Regions from separate parts of the Homo sapiens genome. Here all the other regions are linked to region 5. Evidence: chromatin contacts called from ENCODE Hi-C or POLR2A ChIA-PET data. All regions are on one chromosome and are shown on one strand. The core of a region is the stretch at or near the end of the contact, and the rest is flanking DNA. Distances in the headings are between cores, read along the strand shown.

Region 1 (4,184 bases), core at 492-2,991, 650 kb after region 5:
CTGCAATCCTACCACCCCTCCCAGCTTCCGCCACAGGGCCACAGGACACCTACGTGTCAGCACGCTGTGGGGGCTGCAAGGGCCTGAGGATCCCCGGGGGGCCAGGGGAGCCAGCACCACTGCTGCTGCTGCCCCCTCCTTCAGATTGGGTCCCGCTAGGCTCTTCGCTGGCCCCCTGAGGGGCTGGGGGTCCATTGCTCAGGCCAGGGGGTCCAGGGGATGACTTGAGCTCCACCTCTGTCTCCGTCTGGGTGCCTCGGCTCACCAAGGAAGGGGTGCACGTGGGTGGCAGTCCTGGGGGGGCTGCAAGACTGCTGGAGAGATGTTGAATTAACCTGAAGCCCCAGAGGCCCCAAGGAGGAGGAAAAATGGGGTGTGATGACATGCATACCTGTCCCCCGGAGGAGCTGGTGTGCCAGAGCCCTGCAGGGAGGAAGGGGGCACCTGCAGCCGCAGCAGGCGAAGGGCTTCTGCCAGGGCTGCCTTTACCAGTTCCATCTCCTGCTCCTGCACCCGAAGCCGCTGGCTCAGAGACTGGAGGGCCTCCCGAGCAGGGCCGTCACCTGGGAAAAGGGCAAGAGGTACTCAGAATGTACCCATCACCTGAAGAAAGCGTAGAGGGGATTCTGTCTCCCCACAACTTTACATGTGTCCGGTAGGACTGCCCCTTTCAGGCAGCCCCAGGCTTGAATGCTCGTCCAGAGGGGAGGAGACGGTGGTAAAGGATCAAGGGCCTCCTTCTGGCAGGGCAGGCGAGAAACCTGGCAAAGCTCCCTTCCTGCTGCCGTCTCAGCCTCCGCAAAGACTGGGAGTACCATGGAGTACCGGGGGGGAAATATGGAGTACTGCCGAGGAACGTGGGAGCCACAGAGAGAGGCGCCGCACTGGTGAGGGCAGGGACCGCAGCCCTCCCCACGCGCCCCCAGCAAGCTCAGGTCTCCAGCGAAAGCTGAGTAACTGAGCCGGGGGAACACCAGGAGAGAGAACGGGGTGCGGGAATGGAGTCATACTGAGGACCCAGAGTACAAGAAAAGAGATCCAGAGTGACAGGAGAGAGTGTGAGTGGTGAGCAGAGTCACAGTGAAGGTCTCAGGGGGCAGTGGGGATCAGAAGGAAAAAGACCTGAAATACCACGAGAAGAGGCCCGGAGTAACGCAGGGGGCAGGGAAACATCGAGGGGCCCGGAGTTACGTGGGGCGTAGAATGACGCTGGGGAAGCCCGAAGTGACAGCAAGACCCAAGCAACTAGGGAGGGCGACCGGAGGAACTGTGGAGGATGCTCGGAGCCCCTGGGGCGGAGGAGCACGCGGGGACGCCTCCAGACAGCCGTCCAGCTCTGGCATAACCCGACGAGCCGGGCGCTCCGGGAAGGGGCACGCCGCCCGCCCCGCCCCGTACTCACCGGGCCCCGCGGCCCCGTCCATCCGGCCCCCGGGTTGCTCCGAGCGGCGGCGGCGGAGGAGGCGTCTAAGCCGCGGGGGCCACGGCCGGGGAGAGGGGAAGGGGAAGCACCCCGGGGCGCGCGCGAAGGGCGCCGTACCACCACCCCGAGGGGGCGCTGTCGGGCGCGGGGAAGGGGCCTGGAGGGGGCGCTGTGGGCCCGGGGCCGCAGTCTCCAGACCCCCCCGGGCCCTCGGACTCTCCCGGGGCCGCTCTCGGCTCCCGGGGGTGGGGTGGCAGGGCCGTCCGGTGCCACAGCGCCGCAGCACAAACAGGCGCCGGACGCGGAGCCGCCAGGAAGCGCGGGAGGGGGGGCGGGCCCGAGGGGGGGCCGGGCCGCTTGGTAACCCCTCCCTGTCCGGGCCTCGCCGCTCAGTACGGGGGCGGGGCTAGCCGGCTGACCCCCTGGCCTACTCCCGGCCTCCGGCTCCAGGCCCTTCCCGGATCCCCGCCCCCGGATTCCCAGGGGACGGGGAAGGGAGCGCCCGCCCCGATATCTCCGCCCCCCAGCCCCTAACCCCTCAGGGTTGAGCGGACCAACCCCACCACTTCCGCGAGGGGCAGGGGCGGGGTCACAAAACGGGCCCTCGGCCTAGGGGCGGAGTTTCTCGTAAGGGGCAAGGCCAAGGCATCTTGTATTGGGGCTGACAGGGGGGCGGGTTATTAGGGCTGAGGATGGGAGGATGCTCAGGGTATTGGGGTCAGGGTGGCATTAGCCCAGCTCAAGCCGGGCCGGGCTGACTCAGCATCCTGCCCCAGCCAGCTTCCATCCCTGACACCTCTGCATTCCCTTGGGCAGAGATGGGAGATGGCGCCGGTGTTGCCCCTGGTGCTGCCCCTGCAGCCCCGCATCCGCCTGGCACAAGGGCTCTGGCTCCTCTCCTGGCTGCTGGCGCTGGCTGGTGGCGTCATCCTCCTCTGTAGTGGGCACCTCCTGGTCCAGCTAAGGCACCTTGGCACCTTCCTGGCTCCCTCCTGTCAGTTCCCTGTCCTGCCCCAGGCTGCCCTGGCAGCGGGCGCGGTGGCTCTGGGCACAGGACTAGTGGGTGTAGGAGCCAGCCGGGCAAGTCTGAATGCAGCTCTATACCCTCCCTGGCGAGGGGTCCTGGGCCCGCTGCTGGTGGCTGGCACGGCTGGTGGGGGGGGGCTCCTGGTCGTCGGCCTCGGGCTAGCCCTGGCTTTGCCTGGGAGTCTGGATGAGGCGCTGGAGGAGGGCCTGGTGACTGCCTTGGCTCACTACAAGGACACAGAGGTGCCTGGGCACTGTCAGGCCAAAAGGCTGGTGGATGAGCTGCAACTGAGGTACCACTGCTGCGGGCGCCACGGGTACAAGGATTGGTTTGGGGTCCAGTGGGTCAGCAGCCGTTACCTGGATCCCGGTGACCGGGATGTGGCTGAGTGAGTGATTTGCGTCTCCCTTCCTCCTCCTCCTCCTCCCTGGACAGGCTCCCTCCTGCTGCCTTGAATCCCCACCTCGCTCAGAGGGGCAATAAGTAGAACATAGTGGCTGAGAGACTGGTTACAGCTCTGCCATTTATTAGCTGTGAAACCCAGGGCATGTTACCAAACCACCCTGGGCCCATTCCTTCACCTGTAAAATGGAAATAATAGTACTTATCTGATAGAGTTGTTGTGAAGATGTGAATTATGCTTGGCTGGCACATAGTACAGCAGTCAGTAAATGTTTTACTATTCTTTTTCCCTTCTGAACACCTGTGCCCTTCAGTCCCTCCCCCAGGCCTCTATCTCCAGACATCCTAACCCCTCTGTCCCTCCCTTTGCAGCCGGATCCAGAGCAATGTAGAAGGCCTATACCTGACTGATGGGGTCCCTTTCTCCTGTTGCAACCCCCACTCACCCCGGCCTTGCCTGCAAAACCGTCTTTCAGACTCCTACGCCCACCCCCTGTTCGATCCCCGACAACCCAACCAAAACCTCTGGGCCCAAGGGTGCCATGAGGTGCTGCTGGAGCACTTGCAGGACTTGGCAGGCACACTGGGTAGCATGCTGGCTGTCACCTTCCTACTGCAGGTGAGTCAGCAAAGCATCTGACACCTCCTCCCACCCGGGACTCCTCCCTGCCTCCAACCCTGGGCCTCTTGGAACCGCTGACTCTCCCTGACTCTTTCCCCTTGCTTCCCCCACAGGCTCTGGTGCTCCTTGGCCTGCGGTACCTGCAAACAGCACTGGAGGGGCTTGGAGGGGTCATTGATGCGGGAGGAGAGACCCAGGGCTATCTCTTTCCCAGTGGGCTGAAAGATATGCTGAAAACAGCATGGCTACAGGGAGGGGTTGCCTGCAGGCCAGCACCTGAGGAGGCCCCACCAGGAGAAGCACCTCCCAAGGAGGATCTATCTGAGGCCTAGAGGCCTGGAGCTTGGGGTGAGGAAGAGGGAGGGATGGACAAGTCTGAAAACCTCACAACTCCTTACCAAGGCTCCAGGTTGGGGGGATCGTAGGATTAGAGGGGCTAAGGATAGTCAGCGAGCTGGACTGGGGTAAGAAAGAAAACCAGATGTCCTAGGGCCTAGCCCTTGTAGTCAGAACCACCAGGGAACAGCAAAGAACAGAGTGATGGGAAAGTGACATGAGAAGGCCTGGAGGCTGATTCTGATATAGACTCAATAAAGTTTTTGGATGGAAGCAATTGCTTTTTCTTGTCAAGGGGATGGGGGCCTGGGAGAACTGATTTCTGTCTGATGGAGCAGCTAGGACTCCAAAGTTTGGACCCTGGCTCGACCTGT
Region 2 (4,061 bases), core at 1,363-3,862, 540 kb before region 5:
AAAAAATTTTTTCGCCATGCACGGTGGCTCACGCCTGTAATCCCAACTTTGGGAGGCTAAGGCGGGCGGATCACAAGGTCAGGCATTCGAGACCAACCTGGCCAACATGGTGAAACCCCGTCTCTACTAAAATTACAAAAATTAGCCAGGTGAGGTGACCCACGCCTGTAGTCCCAGCTACTCAGGAGGCTGAGGCAGGAGAATCACTTTAACCTGGGAGGCAGAGGTTGCAGTGAGCCGAGATCGCGCCACTGCACTCCAGCCTGGGTGACAGAGAGAGACTCTGTCTCAAGAAAAAAAAAAAAAAAAAAGGAAAATTCATCTATTTAAGATAATCAGCAGCTATATTTAAAGGACCACAGTTAACCACAACAGAGACAAGAAACCTGCCATTAAAAAGTATAATTGGTGAAGCTGTATAATGGGTACAAGGTCATTACATTATTCTGCTTTTGTGTATGGTTTATAATTTCCATGTTATAAAACCATAATACATCAAAAAATAGATTTTCATGTAAACTTATGCCAAGTGAAAAATAAATGGCATGTATCCGCCTCTTCTGTTGCCTCATATCAAAGTCAGGGTCAAACCAGGGAACTTTCCCTTTCTAACCCATTCAATACATGCTCTTACCAGGTCCTTATGTGTACCCACTGGAAGATGCAAATGGGAAGAGCCAGCTTACTTACATAGAATGGTGCTGAAAATAACCCAGGCAAGATATTAGTACGTTTTCAATAGAAATTTTGGAACATTCTTGAGAATTGACCTCAAGACTGAAAAACTTAACTGCATGGAAGATTATTTCTTTGAGAGAATTTTTCTTGTGTTTTTAAGAGTCAGGGTCTTGTTCTGTTGCCCAGGATAGAGTGCAGCGGCCCAATCATGGCTCACTGCAGCCTTGAATTCCTGGGCTCAGGGAGTACCTCTTGCCTCACTCTCCAGAGTAGATGGGACTACAGGCACAAGCCACCATATCTCGTTGTTGTTTTTTTTTACATTTTTGTAGACTGGGTCTTGGTATGTTGCCCTGGCTGGTATTGAACTTCTGGTCTTAAGTAATCTTCCCATCTCAGGCTCCAGAGCAGCTGAGATTACAGTCAAGAGCCACCTTGCCCAGCTCTAGATAAATTTCTGTATAATGTTCCCTGGTACAATAAAAACAAATCCAACTGAGGGTATGTGCATGGGTCTATTATCAGTTTTCTAACTGGTTTGTCTAACGTCTTTACTCTTTTATTCCCTCTAGAAAGACTAAAGGTAACCAATACAATTTATTATACCAAAATGCCTGTGGACTTCTCATGACTGGAGTCAACCTACTTATAAAAGGAAGTAAAACTTAATTGGAATGGAGTTGAAACTAAATGTTAAAGTCATCTTTTCTACTTTGCTTTTGCACTGTCACGATGGAGGGGACTACACTTCTCCAGCTGCAGGTTGAGAATGTAAAGGAACCGGTATCAACACTGTCCTCATGAATACCGTAGCAAATGTACTTTTGATTTTTAAGTGTGGTTAGTCTGACACCCACCTTTGGCTTCCTGGGGAGTAAATTCCACAGGTTGATTCACCATTCTATTACACCTGCTTTTTATTTGCTCTTAAATCAAAGCCTTTAAAATTAAGCCTGGAGCTTCAAATTAACATAAAGAGGAATGGAGTGTAGTCTTTAAAGTTTCTGCAGGAGAAAAATTTTAGACCGGATAGACGCGTGTTCAAGCCTAGGACTGGTACAGCTTGAAACCACTGCCAGTTTGCTGAAAATGATTCCTCAGATGATCAAGGAAAATCCCAAAGCTCCTGATGACACCTCACCTGGTTGAACTCCTCGTCAGCATATATATCAATCAAGTCCACTCCTTCTGACATGGCTCCGGAAGGAAGATCGCGAGTCCGGAGGATGGACAAAGTAAGGAAGATGCCACTGCGGGATTCGGAAAAATGCAAGAATTAGAAGGCACGAGGGTCCTGGGCTGGGAAGAGGGTAATGATTGCTAACCTCCCATCTCCAGAGACGCAGCATCCTGGCGGCCCCAGCTCGGCCCCACCCGCTCCGCCCCGCCCCCGGCCTCGCGCCGCCCACCGCTCTCCCAGGCCGCCGGGGGTCGCTGCCCATCACCCTCGGGCCCGACCCGGGTAGCGCCGCGTCTGCGCCGCAGCTGCCTATGGCGCGACGGAAAAGTCCCACCCTCGGGTCCTAGTGGCCCTAGGACGGCGTTGCGAAGAATGACCGCGGCGAAGCCCGCAGCCCCTATCCGCTGCACCTGCCTAGCCCCCAAGGCGGCTCCGGCCAGAGCCCCCAGGTGTCAAGCAGCTCCAGCCGCCTCTGCCCCCAACCCAGGCCTACTCTTCGCCCCCAGCTAGGCCCGCCCCGCTCCCTCCCGACAAACCCGGCCCGGCGCGCTCTGCCTCCTCCCTCAAAAGGCCCGCGACTCCCTCCGCCCGCAGACTCCGGCCGTCCCATCTCAACCGACCCCCTTCCCGCCTCAGTGCCGGCCCGGACCCCTCTTCCGGCCCAACCTGCCCCCGACCGCGCGCCCCCGTTACCGGGAATATGGCGGCGGCGGCGGCGAGTCCGGACTAGGCCCGAAGCGCGCGAACCGCTCTCCGCCCCAGGTCCCGCCCCCCCCGCCGCCGGCGTCACACGCACCGCCACTTCCGGCATGCGCAGGGACGCACCTTCCGGCTCAGCTCCTCCGTGGCTGCCGTGGTCGGCTGGCCGGGCGGCTAGGAGTTCCCGGAAGTGCCCGCGCAGCCGGTTTCCGGTGCAGGTGGGGAAAATGGCGGTGTCTACAGTGTTCTCGACTTCGTCGCTGGTGAGGAGAGAGAACGTTCTAGCGTCCGGGGCGGGCGGCAGCGGGGATTACCCTTTGTCTTCCTCTGTGGTCTCTATCTTGGGGAGAGTTCGTCTGCCCGATAGCGCAGGGCAAGGGCAGGCCCAGGGAGAGGCCGATCCTGCAACTCAGGAAATAAAGGTCGCTTCCATTCTTTGGTGAGCCTACTGTGTGCCGGTCTGGAAATATCTGCTTAAACGATCAGTCATCGTCCAAGACCCAATTCGCCTCTCACCTACGTCCCAGGCGGGATTAGCCCAACTTCCCTGGGCTCCCCTTCTCCCCGTTCTTTAGTCTTTAATGCTTTTCGTGGTTTCACATAGTATCTTCAGCTTTTTGTTTGTTTATAATTGACATATAATTGTACGTGTTTATGGGGGTACAGTATAATGTTTTAATACATGTGTACATCGAATAATCAAATCAGCGTAGTTAGCATGTCCATCACCTCAAATCTTTATCATTTATTTACGGTAATAACTTTTCAAGATCTTTTTCTAGCATCTTGACATATACAGTACAGTGTTATTAGCTGTAGTCACTCTAATATGTAATAGAACACTGGAACTTATTATTCTTTTTTCCTAGCCTGCTGTTATAAAGTAACTAACTTTGCCTCTATCTTCCCCTCCTACCCCCATCCCTATCTTTATTCTTTTTTTTTTTTCCTGCAGACCCAGGGACTCGATCTTTATTCTTTTTTGATGTAGGCGTTTACACTATAAACTTCCTTCTTAGTACAGCTTTTGTCGCATCTCATAATTTTGTATATGTTGGGTTTTAGTTTGTCTCAGGATATTTCCTTTTTGTTTGTTTTTTGTTGTTTTCCTTTTTTTTTTTTGAGACGGAGTTTTGCTCTTGTCGCCCAGGCTGGAGTGCAATGGCACGAACTTGGCTCACTGCAACCTCCACCTACCGGGTTCAAGCGATTCTTCCGCCTCAGCCTCCCAGGTAGCTGGGATTACAGGCATCGCCATCATGCCTGGCTAATTTTTGTATTTTTGTAGAGATGGGGTTTCACCTTGTTGGCCAGGCAGGTCTCGAACTCCAGACTTAAGGTGATCCGTCCTTCTCGGCCTCCCAAAGTGCTGAGATTACAGGCGTGAGCCACCGCGCCCGGCCTGTTGTTTCCCTTCTTTTTTCTTTTTTTCGTAGAGACAGGTTCTCACTATGTTGCCCAGGCTGGTCTCAAACTCCTGGCCTCAAGTGATCCTCCTGCCTCA
Region 3 (4,217 bases), core at 1,429-3,928, 810 kb before region 5:
ACTTGTCAGCCCCAGCTAAATCAAGACAAACCTGTTTGATATTTGCTTAAGTCTTTCACATAAACCAGTAAAGGAAGATAAAGAGGTGAGATATGAATTGGAAGGAGCACCTACTAAGTAAACATGCCTTTACAGCTAGCAAAACCTCAGACAGTGCTGCCATTAGACACCTCTCTGTCATTCGGTAAGCACCTGGGAACAGACCAAAACCTTGTGGAAACGCCACATCCTTCAAGGACACTTCTAACAGAATTTCCACACAACAGAGATCCAGCTGGATTAAAAGAGCTAAATCCATTAAATCAGGTCTTGAGTGATCTAATTTTGTCAGCCTGGAAAACCCCTACTATTACTGGCCAAGAGTGTCCAGAAATGATTCATATGGCTAGTTAACCCAAAGGCTTTTTAAGGGCAAATTAACAAATTTCAAAGCAATAAACAAAAAGAAAACAAGAATCCTCAGGAATAATGTCACTTCCAAGCTACCAGTGGCCCAGCAAATCTACAAAGTTCTTAAAGGCAGTGTTTCCCAAACTTGCCTTACCGTAAGAATCACCCAGTGCATTTGTTAATAGATTTCTGGGCCCTCCTCCAGACAATAGCCCAAGAATCTCTAGAGGTGGAGCTCTGTATTTTTAACAAGCATCAGAAATTATTCTTAAGGTCCAGCACCTTTGGGAAACTAAACGGTCTGAGAGGCAGTATCACAGAGTTAAAAGCACATTAACTTCGAAATAAGACTGATGGGTTACAAATCTCACTTGTGGCCAGACGCAGTGGCTCACACCTGTAATCCTAGCACTTTGGGAGGCCAAAGCGGGTGGATCACCTGAGCTCAGGAGTTCGAGACCAGCCTGGCCAACATGGTGAAACCCCGTCTCTACTAAAAAATACAAAAATTGCTTGCAGTGAGCCGAGATCCCGCCACTGCACTCCAGCCTGGGCGACAGAGCGAGACTCCGTCTCAAAAAAAAATAAATAAATAAATAAATAAAAAATACAAAAATTAGCCGGGCGTGGTGGTGGGCACCTATAATCCCAGCTACTTGGGAGGCTGAGGCAGGAGAATCGCTTGAACCAGGGGGCGGAGGTTGCAGTGAGCTGAGATCACACCACTTCACTCCAGCCTGGGCGACAGATCAAGACTCCGTCTCAAAAAAAAAAAAAAAAAAAAAAAAAAATCCAAACTTGGCCACTTACTGGCTGTGTGACACTAGCCAGGTTATCTAACATCTCCGCAACTCACTTCATCTGTAAAACGGGATCATCACCTATTTGGACATGTTCGCAAAATTCGGTATGTTCAGAAAGCCCTAGAACAGTGCCCAGCATATGAAGCCAAGCAACAAATCACAGCTATTGCTACCTGCAAAACAGCGGCCAGAAACTGCTCAGAAAGTCTACAATGAAAATGTTCTACTTAATGGAAATTACAAAGGCACGGAACCACATTTCCAAGATAATCTAGGTAAAAGGCTTTTCTGGGCACTATGACCGCAAAGAACAAAGACTCAGTTTAGCGTCCAGTATTTTCATTGCAACAGTCCCCGATCCCACCCGGAACTACAGAGTTCAGGTGTCTGCAGGGTTGCAGCTTTGGACAACAAAGTAAGAGTCTTTCTTTCCCCAGTTCCTCGGTCACCACCACCTCCAGCTCTAAGGCCAAAAGTCACAGAACTGAGAGTCTGGTGGCAGCATCTTGGTGCATTAGTAGGAAATGGGACTCCTGGAGCCAATAAAGAGGGTGGAAAAGGCCTTAGGCAGCAAGAGAACTGAGGTACCGCTGGAGCGAAGGGAAATGAGTGGGAAGTTTCTGGAGCTGAAGACTGACATTCCCAGGGTAAGTGAGCCCAGACAAGGTGTAGCTGGGAAAGCACTGCCTCAGCTCAGCGACTAAAACCCCAGGTTGTAGAGTCCACTCTGCCAGTAACTCACAAAACACCTCCAGTTAACTCCTTCTCCCATCCGTAAAGTGGGAAATCGCCTCATCGGCTGAGGAGGAAATGAAGAGGAACCAGGCATATAATGGGTATGTATACATCAGTGCCCTTTGCGCCCAGAGGGTCCCGGGGTAAGAAATGTTCAGTGATGCTGGGAGGTCCAAGTCTGAGTCCTGAACAAAGCCAAAGCTGAAACTCCCATCTCTCAATGCCCTGGAGAAAGGGCACAAGCCAGTAAGTCACAGAGCAAAGTCCCTCCAACCTCCCCTCTGCCACTCGTCTCCCGCGTGCCCTCTGGCAAGTCGGACCCTACTCTTAGGCCTCAGCTTCCCCATCTATACAATGGGCTAATTGGCTCTAATGTCATCAGAATTGTGACCGCAAGATGCTCACATATGGGACGAGGGCCTGCAGAGACGCAGAAAGGAGGGTGGCGGTGAGTGGTGGGGCGGAACTGGAGGTGCGACCCGCCGGGGAGCCGGGGCGGCGCCTCGCGCTCTCCCTCCCTCCCTCCCACCGCGAGGGGCAGGGGCGCCGGCCCCCGGCGAGAGTCACGCGCCCCTCGTGCCCAATCACCGGCCTCTGCCAGGATGAGGCGGGCAGGCGGGGGCGCTCCGGGAGCCACGGCCGGCGCCGCCCCCACCGTCGTCCTCTGCCCCGCCCGCCTGCGGCAGAGCCGGGACCCTCCCCAGTCTCCGCTCACCTGCCAGGGCCGCCGTCGCCGCCGCCACCGCGGGTTAAACCGCAGCCGCGCCCACACTTCCGGGGTCCGCCAGGCCCGCCCCCTACCGGATGTGACCCCCTTGCAACGTCCGGCGCCCCAGTGGCGCGCGTGCTCGCCCCGCGACCCCGTTGGCCGCCCCGCCTCGCGCGCCTCTGAGTTACCACGACATCGTGCCACACACACACGCTCGCGGCCGCCCGGGCCACAACCACGGGAGCGCCCACGAGACCCCTCCAGCGCTCGCCGCACGCCTCGGCCCCGCCCCCGGTAAGAGGCCCCGCCCACTGGGCGGAGACCAGGCCGCTCTGGGCTAGTGCGCCGGCGCGGACGTCCGCCGCCTTCCGAGTGGCCAGCGAGGACTCGCTCTGTACACAGCTCGATCTTGGGAGGCTTCTCAGAGGGACCCAAAAGGAGGGGGAAGCAGATGGAAGCCCAGAACCTAGGAGGAGCCCCAGATGGGCTGAGCTCAGACTGAGGAGCCCCAAGGCCACCACACACTCATTTCCATTTACTAGTTAATCTCTTTCCCCCACCCATTCATTCTACAGAATTACCAGTATTCCCCATCTCCTCCCTTCCCCCCTGGAAACAGGAGAGTCCAGCATAATAAGGAAGCCCCCTCTGCTCTAACCCTTAAAAAAAGGAATCTGAAGTGACCTGATGTTAACTAATCAGGTGTTTTTTTTTTTTTTTCTATTCTGTTCCCTTTCCCACCTATGAAACCCACTGCTCTGCTATTTCCCAGGGGAATTTGAGACCAAATAAGTCTATTTACAATGGTAACTGATGTCAATGTCTAAAGTTTCCAACCTCTCAAAATCAAGAGGTTGACCAAAAGGGGAGAAGTGTCCAGTTTAGCCTAAAGTTGTCTCCTGGCGTATCTTAAGTTTGTCCTAAAGGTTTCTCCGTACATAGTGAACTGGATCCTACTCATACCAATCACAGAGTTTCAGCCAATCACAGGCAGCCACCTGTTCAAACCTTGTTCCAATAAGGCAAATGTCAATCTGTCATTGGTAGGGAACCAAACTGGATCCCTTTGCCCTCAGAAAGCCAAACACCGAAGTATCAGGTTTTTGTAGAGGGAAAGATTTGTTGCAAGTCAACTGGGAAGGAGACATGCTCAAATCTGTCTCCCCAAGCCAGGGGCTGTGACAGGTGTTATAGGCAGAGGGTAATGAGCAGTGATCTGATTGAATCTTGCAATAAGCAATGATCTGACTGGATCTTGCCATGGGATGATGCCATGGCTCAATCTGATTAGATCATGGCTTATACCATGTATCTACTTCTTAATTCTGTTCCGGTTCTTTGGTCTGAGCATTTAGGTTGCGCCTGTGGTTGCATGCTTGGTTCTTCTGGGCACGCTCAGGTTACATAACTTGCAACCTGGGATCATGGCAACTGAAAAAACAACTCACCACTTTATTACACAAAGTTGAACCAGATGGGGCTGGTTCTGCGCTTACATAACTGGTCCAACTGTTTCTGTACCTCGCTTCTGTTTTCTGGACATCTATTTCCTTTTTCTTTTCTTATTTTTAAATTTTAAT
Region 4 (4,269 bases), core at 236-2,735, 620 kb after region 5:
ATTTTATTGAGTTAGCTGCTTGATGTCACCAAAGTAAATGTGGGGCCAAAGAAGACTCCTAGGTTTCTGGCTTGGCTTACTGGATGAACAGTGATAGTGCCATTCACAGTGAAAAGGAAGAATGGAAGTAAACCCTGTTTAGGGAACACTGTGATTCCAGACTTCAAAAGTAGGGCTGGGCACATTGGCTCACGCCTGTAATCCCAGCACTTTGGGAGGCCAAGATGGGAAGATCGCTTGAGGCCAGGAATTGGAGACCAGCCTAGGCAACATGGTGAAAACCCATCTCTACAAAAAACTAAAAAATTTGCCAAGTAGGCCGGGCGCGGTGGCTCAGGCCTGTAATCCCGGCACTTTGGGAGGCCGAGGCGGGCGGGTCACGAGGTCAGGAGATCGAGACCATCCTGACTAACATGGTGAAACCTCGTCTCTACTAAAAAATACAAAAAATTAGCCGGGCGTGGTGGCGGGTGCCTGTAGTCCCGGCTACACGGGAGGCTGAGGCAGGAGAATGGGGTGAACCCAGGAGGTGGAGCTTGCAGTGAGCCAAGATCGTGCCACTGCACTCCAGCCTGGGTGACAGAGTGAGACTCTGTCTCAAAAAAAAAAAAAAAAGAAAAAAGAAATTAGCCAAGTATGGTGGTGCACACCTGTAGACTCAACTACTTGGGAGGCTAGCCAGGGGTATGGTTTGAGCCCGGGAGGTTGAGGCTGCAGTGAGCCAAGATCACACCACCGCACTGCAGCCTGGGTGACAGAGCAAGACCTTGTCTCAAAAAAAAAAAAAAAGTGGAATTTGAAGTTACAGTGAACCCCTTGTGTGTCATACAAGAACCTTGTCTATTTTTCCAAACCCATCTTCTGTCTCTTCCTCACTGGTACCTTATGGTCTAGTCATTCATGCCACACCTATTTCATCCATCCCCTCCTTTGAGTAGGTCCTCTGTAGGGCTTCTCTGATTTAGTTACTAATTCTCTGTGGTCCCACAGTTCTCCGAACATATCTATAAAGCATTGAAACTTTCTCATTCTCTAGACGGTGAGCTCCTTCATCTCTGAACCCCCCTCCCCCACCCTAAAGATCAGCAGAATACCAGGCACAGAGCATATGTCCAATAGATGATGGTTAAAGAAGTAATAAAACAATTAAACTTGCGTTGTGGAGATTTCATATACTGAGGAGTGTAATGTGGTGGAACTTTCCCGACTCTCCAAATCCCCTCGGACTTGCAGAGAAAAACGGAGGTGAGAGACCCTACCAATCAACTTGACAAGAACGACTGACTACCTATAACCCTAACTTTCGCCAGGATCAAAAGACGAAAGCCCGCAACCACCCCCGGGTCCCTCACTAGCCACCGCTTACGGTTGGCTGTAGTAACGTGGCAGAGGCAGCAGCGGAACCCCCCACGCGGCAGCGATTCGACATCCGAATCCACCGCCGCCATAGCGACTCTCCTGTACCGACAAAAACACAAGCACCTCTGCCACCACCGGAACCCACTTCGCCAAAGCTCAACGCGCTCGGAAGCAACTTCCGCCGATCCGATAGGAAGTGACATAAAGTCGTTCAATTGCGCGGACACACTCCTCCGGAAACCAAGCTCCTTCGACTCTGGGTTCCGTTTCTAGCCGCTGTCCAGTCCCCGCCCGTTTCAGGAAAAGCGGCGCGTTACGATGCTTATCTGCATGCGGTAAGCCGATTGGTGTGCTTTAAGCTGTTCAGACGTTGATTGGCCCAAAGCATCGTGAATATTCATGACAGCAGCCACAAAGGCCGGCGCCGGGTGGCATCTTGCGGCAGCTCCTTCACCCCGCAGTAGACACCCGTGCGTCTGTACCCTCGACCCTTATTTACCCGACGAATAAAGGCGGAGGATCGGCGGCTTCCAATTCTTTGCCCCACGGAGCCCAGGGCTGTCCCTGGACTTCCAACCTTTTCAGGGCTGTTACTCCCTCCCTCCGCCCCCTGTCCTCCCGCAAAACGGGTGTTCTGCGACGGCTTCTAGCCCTGGTTGGGGAGCTCTGCCACCACCGGGCACCTTCCGGACTCCACGAGGTCCTGGAGCCAGGCCCATTCCTTCCGCAGTAGTGGGCTGCGTGGTGTACGCCGGAGGCGCCAGAGCTACTGGCGCACCTCAGAGCAGTGCGACAAGACAAAACCGAGTGCCAGTAACTGAGTTTAGACACTGGAGGGGGCGAATGCTGTCAACCCCCTCCTGGTATAATTGTCAGTTCATCCCAACGCCGCCGAGGTGTAGGCTCAGGACAGGGAGGGACTACGGGGAGCTGGGGATGCCCTAGGGACAGGGACCATAACGAGGTGGAGAGAACTATCAGATGGGCTCAGCAGCTTGTGCTGTGGTTATCAGCCCACAGCTTTGAATGGCGCAAAGAGCAGTGGACCTAAGGCAGACACCAAGGTCTTTGACCTTGAACAAGTCACAACTGTTGAGGCCGTTTCCCATCTCTAAAGGAAGTGCCCAAGGAGCACACAGCAGGCTGAACTTCTTGTTCTCTATCCTAAGGTGTTCCTTCTAATGGGCCCAGCTCAGGCATCTAATCTCAGTGTCCCAAACCTTTAAGGCAGGAAACAGTGCTACAGTGGATCGGGATATCATCGAGACTGGCCTTGAGGATCCTGAAGCAGCAGGCTGTACACATACACCCAGAGGTGCTAGGGTGGTTCAGTGGTAGAATTCTCGTCTGCCAAATACACCACACAGCTAGGTGAGGGGATCCTCCTATAACCCCACCACCACCCCCAAGGGGGTATACATGTTACCCTGGCTGCTAGCAACTTCCAGAATTCCTTAAACAAAAGGGAGAGGGGAGTAAGAGGTGGGAAACAGAGGAAGAAACACCCCCATTCCCCTTTCCTATGGAGGCCACCAGTCATCCAGAAAGCTCATCTCAACTCCTTTGAATGAATCTGGGCCAAGATGGTTCTTGAGCTCCAGCACCACTGGGAGCTGGGGAGCAGTTTGGGTCCCACAAGAAGCCTAGCTGGAGCAAGCCGCCTGGGTCCAGGCTGCCTATCTCATAAAGCTGTTCCCAGGGCAAGAACCATCTGTACCTCCTTTGTTGTCCTTTGTCCTTTATTTTCCCTCTCAAAGACACCCCCAACACACACACAACACACACCCATGGCAAAGAACAGCTGAGCCAGGAGAAGCTGAAGAAAACAGCTTTTTATTTGTTACTATAAGAACCAATTACAGAATCCGAGGTTAAAAAAACGGACAAAAGATCTTTATTTCTGAGAACTGGCGTACAAAAGGCAGAGGGGGAGGGGAGGGAAGGAAAGAGCGAGCGTGGCCTGGGGTTGATGCCAGCTTAGGGGCCTCAAACTCCAATTAGGAAAGTCCGGACACCGGACAGAAAGAGAAACCCCCAATTAGGAAAAAAAAAAAAAAAAAAAAAAAAAAAGACATGGCAGTGCACGCCCCCCTCCCCCAACCAGGTACCACCACCTGTTATCTGTTTACTCTTCCCCTCCCCATCCCCTTTCACAAAGGGAGGCAAAATTTTTAAAAAATTAAAAAACCCTCCCCCCAAAACTGTCCAAGACATCTGTGGGTCCTACCCCCCAAAACAGGCTAGGTTCCCACATGGGCCAAGTTCCTGCAGTCTGTCCTCCATCGGCAAGCATGGAGGCATGAGACAAGTCTCGAGGTGGTAACACCAGAGGGCGCCCAACCCCTCCAGGGACACACACTCACTTGCTCTCTTCCTTAATTCACTCCTCACTCCCTTCGACACGAAAGGGAAGGGAGGTTTGGGTGCCCTGGGCATCCACCCTCTACCTCTCAGCCCACCTCCCTTCCCCACAGGTGCTCAGTCCTCCAGGACAATAGGCTCATTGGTGCTGGCAGGATGTGAGGGTGCAGGTAGAGGGACAGGGGGCCGCACTGCAATCAGCGTTGGCTTCACCTTCAGGGGCAAGTTGGGTCGGCGAGCAGCTCGCCGCATTTCCAGATGGGTCAGAGCCTTCCGTAGGGCCCTGGCCAGAAAGAGCAAGTGGGAAACAGAAAAGGCTTAGAGAACATTAAGACCTCCAGGTGAAGCCCCACACTGCAATTATGCCTTCTGGCCCATTCTTTTCTGGCATCCCCACCCTGCATCCACAACTTTCCTGGAGCTCTTGCTCTGATACTCCTACTCCCCACACTCACCAGCCTGGACTGTCCCTCTCAGCCCCTCCCATGGTAGACGCCTTACCTGGTATCCTTTGTGGCCACAAACACCACAGGATTGGGGGCATCAGCT
Region 5 (4,095 bases), core at 376-2,875:
CTCAGCCTGTAATCCCAGCACTTTGGGAGGCCGAGGCAGGCGGATCACGAGGTCAGCAGATCGAGACCATCCTGGTCAACATGGTGAAACCCCGTCTCTACTAAAAATAAAAAAAAATAGCTGGGCGTGGTGGCGTGCGCCTGTAATTCCAGCTACTCAGGAGCCTGAGGTAAGAGAATCACTTGAACCCAGGAGGCGGAGGCTGCAGTGAGCCGAGATCGCGCCACTGCACTCCAGCCTGGGCGACAGAGCGAGACTCTGTCTCTCACACACACACACAAATTAAAAACCCCCATGCAAGGTGGCAAATGTGGACAGTATGTTGATGTAAACATACTTTTATAATAGTTATATCACAAAAATTTGATTTTCAGTTTTAGACATTTGATGTAGTCAAGTGTTTGTGAAAGGCAGTGACAGTCACAGAAATACAGGCCTGTTTTCAAATCCATTTGGAACACATTTATTCTTGGGATAGTTTGGACAATCACAAGGCAATTCTAAGGAAGACTCCCACGACACTGCCTAAGACCAAGATTTGGGAAAACTGATTCCACTGATCACTGAAAAATTTCTTGCCCAGTAACTGTCGGTGGACTTTATCCAAGAACTGGGGGTTCAATTAGTAGGCCAAACTCCACACCTCTTACAGTAAGATACATAAAAGATAAATTAGGTCCCCTAGGCGCAAGGTCAGGTGACACTTCGGTGACTGCAGAAGGGGCGATTCCTAGAGATATGCTTCAAAGCAAGTGGGACTTAGAGATAAGCAGAGCCGAGAGGTGGATACGGCTGCTCGAGAGGGATCTACCCACAAGATAAGCCACCTCCCGCCAGCCCCCAAGGTTTGCTATTCGACACCGTTACCCAGCAGCTCCGCCACACACAGGCGGACGGGAGCTGGATACCTAAGCAAAAAACGCTGGCATTTAGGGCCAAATGCCGGAGGCAGAGGAAAAGATGGGAAAGCAAAACTCCACCTTCCTAACCGCAGGATTGATCACACAGGCTGGCAGTCTTGCAACCCCAGGATTTCAGGACACCAAGGTCTCCTTAAAAAAGAAGGGTGTGCAGAGGCGGCCCTGGCCTAGGAGGGAGCATTCTCAGGGTACAGCCGAGAAGAACCAGCTGCCCCGACTTTCTGCGCCAGAGAAGTCCTCGGAAACCTCGAGCAGCCTCCATTTTCCAGAAGGGCGCAGGGAGGCGGGAGAGCCCGCGGGTGGCCACACCCCCGGCCCGCCCCAGCGCGCGCCCCGGGAACCGCGCCCGGCCCCCGCCACCGCTTAGGCCCGCCCGCGCTCACCATGGACAGGTAAACGTAGGAGGCGTAGAGCTCCAGGTTGATCTGGCGGTTGATGGCGGCCTCTGAGTCCTGGTGGTAGTTCTGGCGCACCTGCGAGGTGGACGCGGTCGTCATGGCGGCGACTAAGGAGAGGCGGCGGCGGCGGCGGTGGCTGCGCGGCGCTGGAGCGGCGGCGGGGGCCTTGGGGCAGTCCGAGGGTGCGGTGAAGAGGTGACGGAGGGCTGGCTATGGGCGGCCGGCCGGGGTGGGGAACGAGCGCCGGGTTCCGTCCAAGCACTGTTGAAGCAGGAAACCCCGACGACTCTCGGCGAAGAACGTCTGGCCCTGCGGGTCGCTTGTGGTCTCTTATAGCCGCGTCGGCGTCAGGCCCGCCCCGGCCAATCAGCGCCGCCCGCCCCGAGCCCGCTCCTTCCGGTGGGCGCGGGACCCCGCCCCTGCTGTGGGGGAGGGGCGGCCGCTGGAGGCCCTCGCGCGCTCTGGCGGAGCTCGGGAGCGGGGACCGGTAGCCGACTGCCTCTGGGACAGCGGTGGCGTCTCTGTGCCCGTTTAGTGGAGTTGGAGGGAAGCTGCGAGGAGGCGCAGGAAGTCCACCTCAGAACCCCCCCCCCGGTCTAGGGGCGCCCGGGCGTTGGAACCGGCGGGGGAAGGGTGCGGGGGCGCATGGGGTGATCCTGATTCGGCTCCCATTTTCCCGAACGGGCACCCTGAGGCTCCTGGCCCGGGGCATGGTGTTAGAAATCATAGCTGCGGAGAAGCCCTTGTGACACCTTGCTGCAGATTGGGAAGCTGCAGATGATTGGGAAGGTGGAAGGTGGAGACGCGGTCCTTAGGTGGTCGAGCGCATTTTCTCTTCCTCAGAGTCCAGGAAGGAGCGCGATGGAGAAGTGGGGCGCACGGCGGGTTTCGGGTCCGCCCCTGCCCTTCCGACTCCTCCGACCACGTCTGCCTTTGGCTGAAAGCAAATATGGCTCCGTGTGCGGTTTCTGCAACAAAGGCTGGGCGGGCCGGGTTTCCCTAGGGATGGGGACCGCCTCCCCGGGGAGTCGTGGGGGTGAGCCACCGGGGCCTCCGAGAGAATCGCTGGTGTCGCTTCGCACCCAAGGGACACATCTCGGGTTAGAAAGGAGAAACGACGTGGATCTAAAGGCGAAGCCCATGCTGAGGACTTTTCAAAATGGCCTCTTATCGGCCCCACTCACAGGAGCTTCAGGCTTCGGTGGCCCTGTAGGACAACCCTGGGGTGTCATTGGAGAGAAGCTGACGGGGTTAATGGCGGGTGACAGGTGAAAGAGACCCCGGAGGGGTGGGGCCGGTGTGTGTGGCTAAGCTGAGTCCCAGGCACAGGGTGGATGTGAATTTATGGGTGGCAGAGCTAGAGCTAGGCCCTGCCCTTACCTAGGTCCTGGCTTCGAGGTCCACTGTTCTGTCGCGTCTTTTGACGCATCGGTGGAAGAACTGAATTTCAGGATGCTCACAAACCTGCAGCTGGAAGCTAGACTTCCAAACCTTAGTTTAAAAAAGCAACTCTACTGAAATACTAAAATAAATTGCCGACGGAATTAGGGTGATTTCTTGTTCACGGTTTCATTTAAAAATGCACCTATGTTATTTACAGGAAAAACGTTTTAGTGGTGCTAGAGCTACAAGAATAAGGTAAACAGAAGGATGCTGCTAGACCAGGAGTACCTTACCCAGTCTGGGATAGGAGGAGGTCGGGGAAGCCCTCCCTAAGCAAGACACGTGAGCTGAGTTTGAAGAAAAAGTTAAAAGGAAGGTGAAGTGCGGGAGAGAAACAGGGAAGGGAATTTGGAGCAGAGTGAACAGCATATGCAAAGGTGTGGAAATGTGGAAATGCATGGCCTGTTAAAGCTGCCTTAAGAAAATATGTTGCCTGGGGCTGGGCGCGGTGGCTCATGCCTGTAATCCCAGCATTTTGGGAGGCCGAGGCGGGCGGATCACTTGAGGTCGGAGTTGGAGATCAGCCTGGCTAACTAACATGGCTAAACCCTTCTCTACTGAAAATACAAAAATTAGCCGGGCGTGGTGGCATGCGCCTGTAATCCTAGCTATTCTGGAGGCTGAGGCAGGAGAATCGCTTGAACCTGGGAGGCGGAGGTTGCAGTGAGCCGAGATCGCGCCTTTGCACTCCAGCCTGGAAGACAAAACAAAACTCCGTCTCAAAAAAAAAAAAAAAAAAGAAAGAAAGAAAGAATGTTGGCCTGGAAAGTACAGTTTATGTTGGGGGATGCTGGTTAGGGTGGAGAATAGGGGCAAGATCGGGCAGGGTTGTGTTCCATAAAAAGAGGTTAAACTTGATCCTAGAGACAGCATAGAGACACCTCATTAGCTTTGTTTTTAGAAACCTTACACTGGGAATCTCTTAGGATAAGAGTATAGCAAAGTCACCATATATAGGATCCAAAGCTTTCCTTTATAACAGTAACCACCAGTTAGAAAATATGGGGAAAAAAGAATGGAAAAAAAAATGTTTTTCACTTACATTGACAACAAAAGCTTAAAGTACCTTGGAATAAAGTTAACAAGAAATATATAGAAAAAACTATAAATGCTTACTGCTGGACAAAAAATTCAAAAAGCCTAGCATAAATGAAGAGGTACCATATTCCCAAATGGTCGGTCAATCTTCATTCTGTAAAGATGTCAGTTTCCCCAAATAAGCATAAATTCACTGCAATTTCCATAAGAGGCAGTTTTTTGTTTTTGTTTTTCCTCAGCCATTACTGTCTCTGGGACAGTATTTTTTTTTTTTTTGAAACTTCACAAAATGATTC
Region 6 (4,358 bases), core at 1,681-4,180, 910 kb after region 5:
GGCCAACATGGTGAAACCCTGTCTCTCCTAAAAATACAAAATTAGCCGGGTGTGGCGGTGCACGCCTCCTATAATCTCAACTACTGGGGAGGCTCAGGAAGAAGAATCGCTTGAACCTGAGAGGCACAGGTTGCAGTGAGCTGAGATCGCGCCACTGCACTCCATGCTGGGTGACAGTGTGAGACCCTGTCTCAAAAAAAAAAAAACAAAAAACAAAAGGAATTGACTTCAGCCATTTGGAGCCATGAGGATCTGTGAGTGAGATACTGTGTCATGTTGGACCATCTCAAAGACAGCTTCTGACCCCACAGTTCTCAACCTTGTTCTTACTTATTTTTAGAGACAGGGTCTCGCTCTGTCTCCTAGGCTGGTATGCAGTGGTGCCACCATGGCTCACTGCAGCCTCACAAACTCCTGGACTCAAGTGATCCTCCTGCTTTTGCTTCCCTTGAGTGTTGGCATCTCATGGGACTCCAGGGGCACATCACCAATTACAGATGATAATTTTTTTTTTTTTTGAGACGGAGTCTTGCTCTGTATCCCAGGCTGGAGTGCAGTGGCGCGATTTTGGCTCACTGCAAGCTCCGCCTCCCAGGTTCACGTCATTCTCCTGCCTCAGCCTCCTAAGTAGCTGGGACTACAGGCACCCGCCACCACGCCTGGCTGATTTTTTTTTTTTTTTTTTGCATTTTTAGTAGAGACGGGGTTTCACTGTGTTAGCCAGGATGGTCTCGGTCTCCTGACCTCTTGATCCACCTGCCTCGGCCTCCCAAAGTGCTGGTATTACAGGTGTGAGACACCACGCCTGGCCTTTTTTTTTCTTTTTTGAGACAGAGTCTCACTCTGTCACCCAGGCTGGAGTGCAGCCGCGCAATCTTGGCTCACTGCAACCTCTGCCTCTCGGGTTCAAGCGATTCTCATGCCTCACCCCTCCAAGTCTGGGACTACAGGCGTGTGCTACTATGTCCAGTTAATTTTTGTATTTTTAGTAGAGATGGGGTTTCACCATGTTGGCCAGGCTGGTCACGAACTCCTGACCTCAAGTTATCCGCCACCCTCAGCCTCCCAAAGTGCTGGGATTACAGGTGTCAGCCACCACACCTGGCCTGTTAGTTTTTTTGAGGCAGAGTCTTGCTCTATCACCCAGACTGGAGTGCAGTGGCCCATTCTTGGCTCACTGCAACCTCTACCTCCTGGGTTCAAGCGATTCTCATGCCACAGCATGAGAAGTGGGATTACAGGGATTAGTAGGTGGGATTACAGGTGTGAGCCACCACACCCAGCCAGGCCCAGATAATTTTAAAATTTATTTTTTTATTTATTTAGAAATGGAGTCTCACTATGTTGCCCCGTCTGGTCTTAAACTCCTGGCCTCAAGGAATCCTCCCTCCTTGGCCTCCTAAAGGGCTAGGTGACAGGCATGAGTCACACTGCGCCCAGCCTTGAGCTTTTGTGCTCGAGATATAGTCCATTCAGAACCTCTGGTTGGCACTTCTTATCTGGCACATGCAGGGCACCTTGGATCTCTTATTATCTTTGAGCACTGGTCTGAACCCACTTGCTTGCCTTCTCCCAGGGGCTGCCCCGTGCACCCCTTGTTCCTAGGGTGGGGATGGGGTTGGATGCCTGGGGTTGCAGAGGGGACTAGCAGAGGGTGACCCTTTTCTCTATGCTATTACTTCAGATCTTGGCTTTTGCTTTCTTCCAAATACACAGCAATCTTGGCTTCCAGCCTAGGTGGGAAAGGGAGAAAGAACCGATTTCCTCCAGCTCCTCTCTGAAAGTAGCCCAACTGGCACTGTTTAGGAACAAGGAGTTCCTGAGAGTGTTGGCACCCCACGGTGTTGATGTCCGGTAGTTCCCTGCTGTGAACCCTGTCTCTGCCCCACTTCAATCCAAGGACCCTGTGGAGGGAATTCTAGGCTTCTTCAAAGCCTCTGCAGTACCAGCTGCCTCCAAGGCCTAACATAGTGAAGTGATAGGGAGACAGGACCTTGGGGGAGTTTGGGGATAACTGTGGGAGTTCCTGCAAGGTGGGTAAGAGTCTGGCCATGGCATCTTCTGGTCTATTCCACAAAAAAGGTGGATGCCTCTGAGACCTAGCTCTGTTATGTTCATTACAGCCCTATCAGTCTCTTCTGGATGTCTGATTCCTAGCTGCCAAACATCCAGGTGCTAGCAGCTGGGGGTGGGGTAGGATAAGAAGGGGGGTGTCTACCTCAACCTTCCTGCCCAAACCATTCATTTTAAAGTACTGTGAAGAAGGCTGGATTAGTGTTAAATTCAATAAAGTTAACAAAGCAAAGTATTGTAGTGAGTACACAATAAATAGTTGCTGCATGAGGAATTTCTTGAAATGAATTCAAGATGAGTCTTGAAAAACGAGTGGGAGTAAGCCGTGCACGGAAGCAGAGGTCTAGCAGAGGTCTAGCGCCAAGTCCCAGAGGCCTGAGAGGGCAAGCCTTGGTGGGGGAAAAGGCAGAAGTTGTGACTGGCTGCCTCTGAGAGTGCAAGTAGCCATGCAAAGTTGGGAAAACCAGACGGCGGCCGGAGCCGTGAACCAGGGGCAAATGGAGGATGGTGTTGGGGTAGTCACTAGCCTGCCGGAATGGAAGAAGAGGGGCGTTTGGGGGCGGTAAGGCCTAAAGGACACTGGAGGGGCCTCGGGATTTGGGGCAGGATCACAGGCCTAGTCCACTTAAAGGTGGCTCCGTGCCAGGCCTTCCCAGAATCAGGTTGAAAAGAACTTTAGGGTTAGACAGGTTGGAGATGAGAAATTGGACCATGCAGGAAGTACTGTCGGAGGCGTGTTCCTGACTTTACTACCCTGAGCCGCCCACGGCTGGGGCAGTCCCCGAGGTTCCACCTTAAGGGGCGGGCCGGGGCGGGGCTCCGCTGCCCCTTCCCAGAGGCCGCGCCTGCTGCTGAGCAGATGCAGTAGCCGAAACTGCGCGGAGGCACAGAGGCCGGGGAGAGCGTTCTGGGTCCGAGGGTCCAGGTAGGGGTTGAGCCACCATCTGACCGCAAGCTGCGTCGTGTCGCCGGTTCTGCAGGCACCATGAGCCAGGACACCGAGGTGGATATGAAGGAGGTGGAGCTGAATGAGTTAGAGCCCGAGAAGCAGCCGATGAACGCGGCGTCTGGGGCGGCCATGTCCCTGGCGGGAGCCGAGAAGAATGGTCTGGTGAAGATCAAGGTGGCGGAAGACGAGGCGGAGGCGGCAGCCGCGGCTAAGTTCACGGGCCTGTCCAAGGAGGAGCTGCTGAAGGTGGCAGGCAGCCCCGGCTGGGTACGCACCCGCTGGGCACTGCTGCTGCTCTTCTGGCTCGGCTGGCTCGGCATGCTTGCTGGTGCCGTGGTCATAATCGTGCGAGCGCCGCGTTGTCGCGAGCTACCGGCGCAGAAGTGGTGGCACACGGGCGCCCTCTACCGCATCGGCGACCTTCAGGCCTTCCAGGGCCACGGCGCGGGCAACCTGGCGGGTGAGTGCAGCGCGCCCCCGTCCCGGGTACCTCCGGTTGAATCTGGTGGCTTGCACCGACCCCCTCCCCTGTCCCCAGACGGATCTAGATGGTTCTTCCCTCCATCCCGTACCGACGACTGTTCCCCCTTCCCCCACCCCCTCCCCGGCACATTGTCCTTCCCTCCTTTCTTTGAAGAAAGCCGACCCGCCCCTCACTCCGTCACGAGGGTGGGTGACTCAGCGTCCTCCTTCCCCGCGGCGCCAGAAGCCAGTTGCAACCGGTTTCTGAAGTAATGTGCAGGACTCCTTACATCAGCTCCTCTGAGTCTCGTGATTCAGCCTTGCCTCCCTCTCTCCCCCTTTGCCCCCTCCCCGTCCCACCCTTAGGCGCTGGGAGAAGGGAGGGTGGGGAGGTCAGGGGCCTCTCAGAGGGGCCTCACTTGTTAACCCAGCCCCCATTTCAGGTCTGAAGGGGCGTCTCGATTACCTGAGCTCTCTGAAGGTGAAGGGCCTTGTGCTGGGTCCAATTCACAAGAACCAGAAGGATGATGTCGCTCAGACTGACTTGCTGCAGATCGACCCCAATTTTGGCTCCAAGGAAGATTTTGACAGTCTCTTGCAATCGGCTAAAAAAAAGAGTGGGTATCCTGGGGTTCCCAAGGAAACAGCTAGAAAGGACTTGGCCAGAGGAAAAGTAGGCTAGAACTTTTGTCTGGTTTCCTGCTAACTGGCTCTGAGTTTTCCTAGGGCAGGTAGAGGGGAGATTTGTTAGTCTTCAGCCTAAAATGGATTTGTCCAGTCGTCTGGGGGCTTTCTACTTGGCTGTGGAATCTTGAGCAGGTCATTTAACTTCTGGGCTTCAGTGCCCTTATTTGCAAAATATAGATATTTACTA

What was found. Hi-C counts contacts between places; a loop is a spot of excess contacts on that map. ChIA-PET counts read pairs that join two places held with the same protein, here RNA polymerase II (POLR2A). Pooled maps may share reads with other maps.
Region 1: a loop to region 5 is called in a map with no recorded cell type, with 6 times the contacts of the local background. The contact joins the promoter of EML3 here to the promoter of FTH1 in region 5. A Hi-C loop is called at or near these places in 1 of 37 single-sample maps with no recorded cell type and 5 of 50 pooled maps. POLR2A ChIA-PET finds 5 or more read pairs at or near these places in 2 of 52 experiments (AG04450 and activated CD8-positive, alpha-beta T cell).
Region 2: a loop to region 5 is called in a pooled map, with 30 times the contacts of the local background. The contact joins the promoter of CPSF7 here to the promoter of FTH1 in region 5. A Hi-C loop is called at or near these places in 11 of 50 pooled maps. POLR2A ChIA-PET finds 5 or more read pairs at or near these places in 2 of 52 experiments (CD4-positive, alpha-beta T cell and naive thymus-derived CD8-positive, alpha-beta T cell).
Region 3: a map of heart right ventricle shows a loop between it and region 5 (7-fold over the local background). The contact joins the promoter of VPS37C here to the promoter of FTH1 in region 5. A Hi-C loop is called at or near these places in 2 of 168 maps with a recorded cell type or tissue (heart right ventricle and naive thymus-derived CD4-positive, alpha-beta T cell), 2 of 37 single-sample maps with no recorded cell type and 16 of 50 pooled maps. POLR2A ChIA-PET finds 5 or more read pairs at or near these places in 1 of 52 experiments (AG04450).
Region 4: a loop to region 5 is called in a map of psoas muscle, with 4 times the contacts of the local background. The contact joins the promoter of TUT1 here to the promoter of FTH1 in region 5. A Hi-C loop is called at or near these places in 1 of 168 maps with a recorded cell type or tissue (psoas muscle) and 6 of 50 pooled maps. POLR2A ChIA-PET finds 5 or more read pairs at or near these places in 5 of 52 experiments (BJ, CD4-positive, alpha-beta T cell, HepG2 and 2 more).
Region 6: a map of gastrocnemius medialis shows a loop between it and region 5 (15-fold over the local background). The contact joins the promoter of SLC3A2 here to the promoter of FTH1 in region 5. A Hi-C loop is called at or near these places in 2 of 168 maps with a recorded cell type or tissue (chondrocyte and gastrocnemius medialis) and 9 of 50 pooled maps. POLR2A ChIA-PET finds 5 or more read pairs at or near these places in 5 of 52 experiments (CD4-positive, alpha-beta T cell, MCF 10A, OCI-LY7 and 2 more).

The regions. Positions count from the first base shown.
Region 1 is chr11:62,611,034-62,615,217 of GRCh38, forward strand. EML3 (EMAP like 3) reads right to left here and starts at 1,742. Exons shown (of 22, transcript NM_153265.3): 1 at 1,403-1,742; 2 at 392-563; 3 at 54-311. The coding sequence starts at 1,424. ROM1 (retinal outer segment membrane protein 1) reads left to right here and starts at 2,224. Exons shown (of 3, transcript NM_000327.4): 1 at 2,224-2,838; 2 at 3,225-3,471; 3 at 3,588-4,083. The coding sequence starts at 2,249. The coding sequence ends at 3,806. RefSeq lists enhancers at 267-825, 826-1,385, 2,159-2,218 and a silencer at 1,229-2,108.
Region 2 is chr11:61,427,363-61,431,423 of GRCh38, forward strand. CPSF7 (cleavage and polyadenylation specific factor 7) reads right to left here and starts at 2,613. Exons shown (of 10, transcript NM_001142565.3): 1 at 2,552-2,613; 2 at 1,820-1,928. The coding sequence starts at 1,873. SDHAF2 (succinate dehydrogenase complex assembly factor 2) reads left to right here and starts at 2,762. Exons shown (of 4, transcript NM_017841.4): 1 at 2,762-2,820. The coding sequence starts at 2,785. RefSeq lists enhancers at 1,828-2,476, 2,833-2,892 and silencers at 1,983-2,412, 2,523-2,692, 2,551-2,886.
Region 3 is chr11:61,158,748-61,162,964 of GRCh38, forward strand. It overlaps VPS37C (VPS37C subunit of ESCRT-I), which reads right to left and starts at 2,679. Exons shown (of 5, transcript NM_017966.5): 1 at 2,644-2,679. RefSeq lists enhancers at 2,142-2,735, 2,736-3,328, 3,069-3,118, 3,129-3,268 and a silencer at 2,319-3,078.
Region 4 is chr11:62,590,038-62,594,306 of GRCh38, forward strand. TUT1 (terminal uridylyl transferase 1, U6 snRNA-specific) reads right to left here and starts at 1,486. Exons shown (of 9, transcript NM_022830.3): 1 at 1,367-1,486. The coding sequence starts at 1,448. MTA2 (metastasis associated 1 family member 2) reads right to left here. Exons shown (of 18, transcript NM_004739.4): 17 at 4,222-4,269; 18 at 3,177-4,003. The coding sequence ends at 3,838. RefSeq lists enhancers at 1,296-1,991, 1,408-1,637.
Region 5 is chr11:61,966,009-61,970,103 of GRCh38, forward strand. It overlaps FTH1 (ferritin heavy chain 1), which reads right to left and starts at 1,626. Exons shown (of 4, transcript NM_002032.3): 1 at 1,304-1,626. The coding sequence starts at 1,417. It overlaps LOC399900 (a long non-coding RNA gene), which reads left to right and starts at 1,286. Exons shown (of 1, transcript NR_187560.1): 1 at 1,286-2,871. RefSeq lists silencers at 1,153-1,352, 1,623-1,972 and enhancers at 2,493-2,562, 2,683-2,732.
Region 6 is chr11:62,877,966-62,882,323 of GRCh38, forward strand. It overlaps SLC3A2 (solute carrier family 3 member 2), which reads left to right and starts at 2,931. Exons shown (of 9, transcript NM_001013251.3): 1 at 2,931-3,482; 2 at 3,928-4,101. The coding sequence starts at 3,059. RefSeq lists enhancers at 2,253-2,302, 2,672-3,563, 2,953-3,222, 3,207-4,358, 3,643-3,922.